2 separate regions of the Mus musculus genome follow, and region 1 is linked to region 2. The links are chromatin loops, found by intact Hi-C in ENCODE. Cell type or tissue: heart. All regions are shown on one strand.

Region 1 (2,500 bases), 76 kb after region 2:
TATTGATTCAGGACCTATGATGAGGCAGAATGTCACAAGGCAGGAGCATGTGCCAGAGGCTACTCATCTCTGGGAGGACAGAAAGCAGAGAGATGGAATCCAGGAAGCAGCCAGGGCAAGATACATCCCCTAAGCGTATACTAGGCCTCATTTCCTACCTTCTGCCATCTTCTGTTGATACTATCAAGTTATTAATGCATCAAAGGATGAACCCATTGATTGGATCGGAGCTTTCAGAATCCAATCAATTTCCCAAAGCCCACTGGCTGATAACCAATGGGCTTTAACAAATGGTCTGGGAAGGACACTTCATGCTCACACCATTGGCTGTGACCCTCAACAGAGGCAGCTACTGCTAGATGCATTTATGTTGCCTTCCTAGTGGTCTGTGAACCTACAAAAGCCATTGCTTCATTTATCTGTGTCCTCCCCATTTATAAGTAGATGTTCAGTTAATGCCCAGGAGCTGAAGACACCTGAAGGAAGCAGAACTAGACCCTTATCAGGAACATTTGGAATTCTTTGTAATGTGCTGATGGCTTTGGTCAGATATAGATATTATGTTTGGGGTCCTACTCCAAAGACACTCCACCTCAGAAAGGTGCCACTTAGCCAAGAGAATTTCATCTTTTACTAATTGGAATAAGACAGGAAAACAATGTGGGCAGATGAATGTTAATAATAGGTCAAACTGGAGGAAATGCCAAGGGGATGGGTAATGAATACCCTGTGTCACTCATGAGAGTCAAACCTGCCAGACATGGCACTCATCGGTATTGCAACGCTTGCCTCCGCCTGTGCACACAAGGCCATGTTGGTCTCTTCCTTCTCTCTGCCCAGGTTGCCACCCTGTCCCTGCATCCACACCTCCTCCCACCCTCCAACAGAGCTGTGTTTTCCTTTGTTAGCTCCTCCCACATGAGTTTCAGATAAATTCTAGTCCCTTTGGGAGCATCCACATGACCTAGGTTTTCCTCTATGTACACTTCTGAATTCTGATAAAACTCTAAGAGAGCAACAAACCTGAACAAAAGGAGAAAGAGCAAAACATATTCCAGGAGCCGTTCACACTGACCCACTCCATCTTGTAACAAAACCAAAAGTCCTATGGCAGCAGGGGCAGGCGGAGGGGCAGCAGAGGGGCAGGGGGGAAGGGCAGGGACAGGGACAGGGGCAGGGGCAGGGACGGGGGAGGGGCAGGGGCAGAGTGACTGGGGCTGCTCACTCATAGTGGAATCTCTTGGCAGTGGTATTAGTCTGAAGGAAGCTGGGGCAAGAAGTTAGGCGTTAATTCTGCTAACTCCCCATGTGAACATCTGATCTCTTAGCAACTTTGGCCTTAGTGGGCTGGCTTTGGGCTTTCACCTTTTCTTCCTGTCACCAGCTGTGTAACCAGAAACTGGTTTTGCCTTGGCTAATGTAAACAAAGGCTTAAAACCGGAGCATTTTGAAGAGGGGAAGGAAATGAAGCTTCCTGAAGTTCGAGGCTGCTCACCCAGAGGAAACGGGAATTAAATAAAGTGAAAGGTATTTCTCAGAGAAGCTGCTGTGTCCTTGTCGCCTCAGGCTGGGCCTGCAGAGACTAAAAAGAACTAGGTACATTCTCCCAGGGGCTCCTCTAGCAGAGCTCAGGCACTTATCTAGGCTATGTGGAAGGTCACTGAACCTCCAGAACCACCGTTTGCCTTAATCCCCACTTCTGAAAGCCCGCCCAGGCTAAGCATGGGCTGAAATGTCTGCTACTCCAGGGTAGCCGCCCAAGTACACTCTAGGTCTTCAGTAGACTGGCTTTAGGTGTGTGCCCCAGGGAAATTCTGACTTCATCCCTGGCCCTGCCCTTAGCTCTCTCAGGTTTCTAGGAAGCAGTCCCCTTGGCTGGCTGTGAGATCTCTACAGCAGGCAACATGGTGCTAAGACTTCTTTAATGACCTTACAAATGCAGCCCAGACCTACCTCCTTTCACCTGCTCCCTGTCAGGGGCCATGCCAAGTTCACTGGCTCCCTGAGCCTGTGCTAAGAATAGTTCTGAGGTGAGCCCAAGAGTACTTGCTCATTCTGACCTGGAATACTATATCATCTTCCTAAGAAGTATATTTACTTCTTCTGGGTTTTTTTTTTTTTTCCTAGTAAAGATTAATTTGCCAAAATCATTCTTTGATAGCACACATATATGAACACACACACACACACACACACACATATCCCCTATTCCATTTTAATAAGTCATGTGTATCCTTCCCTATCTATCTATCTATCTATCTATCCATCCATTTATCTATTATGTTTCTTCATATAAACACATATAATCATATAAGTATGCATGGCTATATTCACATGTTTGTATATGTAAGTTGCTCTTCTCTTGCTCTTTTCTCTGCAACATTAACCTCTCTGTCCTCTTCCGTTAGCCTTCTTTCTTCTTATGTGGGCTCTTGAGGGCAGTTGAAGGGATCTATACTTGTGAGGTTTAGATCCTAAACAGTGACCTCTGACCTCACAA
Region 2 (2,500 bases):
TGAATGAAGAATGAGAACAATGTCTGAAAACATCAAAATAGTGGTCTTCCCAGTGTGTGTTAAAGGCATGTGAAACTGGAAGTAGAATCCACCATCACTAATTACTGAATGGCTAGGTATAGTCACATAAAAGGATGCATTTGAGCCGGGTGTGGTTTTAATCCTTTAATCCCTTATTTAAAAGGAGTGCATGCCTTTAATCCCAGCACTCAGGAGGCAGAGGCAGGCAGATTTCTGAGTTCGAGGTCAGCCTGGTCTACAGAGTGAGTTCCAGGATAGCCAGGGCTACACAGAGAAACCCTGTCTCAAAAAAACAAAACAAAACAAAACAAACAAAAAAAAAACAACAACAAAAAAGGGTGCATGTGCTCCAATAGAGCACACTTTCTTACTAGTCTCCTTTAAGACATTCTTTCCTACGTTTAAGATCTATTTGCATAAGTATATAGTAAGATAAGTTTAAATTGCCATAAGGAAGTCTGTTTATATTTGTCTTCTACCAAAATCTCATTTTTGTCATCTTGCTGAAACAGCCATTTAAGTCACACAGAAAAGGAAAGCCCAGTTTTGGTGACATTCTGTTTTAATTCCAGCACCCTGGAGCCTGAGGTGGGAGGCCTGACAAGAATCTGAGGCCAGCCTGGGTTGCACAGTGAGTTCGAGGCCAGCCTGGGGGATATGTAGCAAGACCCTGTCTCCAACAATCAAAACAAAAACAAAGAACAAAACGACTTCTCCCAACCTCCACCTCCCAACCCTCCCCTGCTCTCAGCCTTCACATACAACAAAACATCAAATAGGAGCATGGTTTATGATCCAAAATGGGCATGATTTATGGGCCCAGCAAGCAGTCCTGACCCGCGCAAGTGTCTGTCTTGCATATGTAGATGGGGGTTGAAAAGGCATTTCTGGCCAGGACCCTTCCCCCAAAGCATTTTTGCAGTTTCTCTGTGCCAACTCATCTGTGGATATATCATTTTAATCCTCCATAATCGTAGATCTGTAAATCTGCGTGTGAGTCGCCGTCGTCTCCCCCTCCCCCCCCCCTTCTTCTTCTTCTCTGTGGAAAGGATTCCTCTCTACCCCTTGGAGCTTAACTGCAGTTAAGAATGTGACCAGGAGGTCACATTTAGATTAGAACCCAGTAAAACCTGATGAGCTTGCTAAGCAGGACAACGGGGGAAACTCACAGGTCCAACTGTGGCTGCTTTCCTCTGGAGTGGGTGTGGGCGGGGGGTCACGGGAGTGCCTAACAGGAAGTGAATCTGGCTCAGGCTCAGGCCACAGGCCACAAGCCAGGAGACCCAGGCATTAATTCCTTGGGTTAACCAGCAGGTTGGAGATGTAAGGGATTGGTTGCCTTGGAGCATCATCTCCCTCGCCCTGGCCCCAGCAGCTGCTAATTGGCTTTCTCTTCACAAGCAGCTTTCCTTCTCCATTCTGTCTCTGAGGGAATTTCCCAAACTAACCTTGTCTAAGCTTTCCCGAGGGACTGTTTGTGGGGGCAGGTGGAGGAATTTCCCACCTTCTGACCACAGTGTAGCCTGGAGAGATTTACTGCTGATCTCCCATTTGGGGAGGTTTCTTTTTGGCGCACCACGACTTCCTGTTTCCCAGCGGTCTCTGCTCTCAGCAGAGGGAAAACGAACGTGTTTATAATACAGTGATGCACACCTCCTCCCTACTCCTAGTTCTGGGCCACTGTGACATTGAATTTGTAAGCCAGGCCCCGGGAACCTTGCTGAGAGATTTGGGTGGATAACACTGAAAATTACAGAAGTATTTGGAGTATAGCTTGTCATTCGTGTGCCACAGAAAAGATTGTTTCATAGATTTGTCGCTCCTGATTTAAAGGAGCTTGAAATGCCTCTGTTAACAGAAACCACTAGGAGCTGGAGAGATGCCTGAGAGCATTGGAGTTTGGGTCCCAGTATTTGCATAGTGCATCTACTCACACCCAGTAGAGACTCTAGCTTCGGAACAAATGAGGCCTCTGGCCTGCACAACATGCACATATGTGCACATACCCACATGCACATAATTAAAAATAAAAAGTGCTGGGGATGGAACTCAGATCGTCACAAAGGCTAGGCAAGCACCGCATGCCCCTGCACATGCCACACCCTCAATGCCCCTTTCTCTTTCACTTAATAACAGGGCGCTGCCGCTCACGGAGCGCCCAAGTGTGATAAGCACGGTGCCGGGGAGTTTGCGTTCCCTTCTCATTTGATTCTGGTAAAAGTCCGGAGAAGTAGGCCTCATTAGACCTAATTAACCAGCGGGGTGGGTGGGGGTGGGGGGTAGCAGACAGCTACCTTTCCCTGGCTGGTATTTATTTATTTATTTATTTATTATTTGGGGGAGGGGGAGAAAAGGGTTTATTTGGCATACACTCCTATATTGCTGTTCATTATTGAAGGAAGTCAGAACAGAAACTGAAATAGGGCAGGATCCTGGAGGCAGGAGCTGATGCAGAGGCCTTGGAGGAGTGCTGCTTACT

What was found. A loop is a pair of places that touch in the nucleus more often than their neighbours do. Peaks named below come from ENCODE experiments on the same cell type or tissue, not always from the same donor. Only the 100,000 strongest peaks of a DNase experiment are listed, where the experiment ranks them.
Region 1: it touches region 2 in a loop (1.8-fold over the local background); 1 of 42 quality-filtered maps calls a loop at or near these places.

Annotation. Positions count from the first base shown.
Region 1 is chr11:20,957,348-20,959,847 of GRCm38, reverse strand. The region is part of intron 6 of Gm32293 (a long non-coding RNA gene); the gene reads right to left. Among named protein-coding and RNA genes, the nearest start is that of Gm46273, 41 kb to the right of the region's middle. In heart, no CTCF peak of the experiment used is centred here; a DNase peak (open chromatin) is centred at 1,407; H3K4me3 peaks cover 386 bases; H3K27ac peaks cover 1,426 bases.
Region 2 is chr11:21,033,072-21,035,571 of GRCm38, reverse strand. No RefSeq gene overlaps it. Among named protein-coding and RNA genes, the nearest start is that of Peli1, 57 kb to the left of the region's middle. In heart, no CTCF peak of the experiment used is centred here; a DNase peak (open chromatin) is centred at 1,301; H3K27ac peaks cover 601 bases.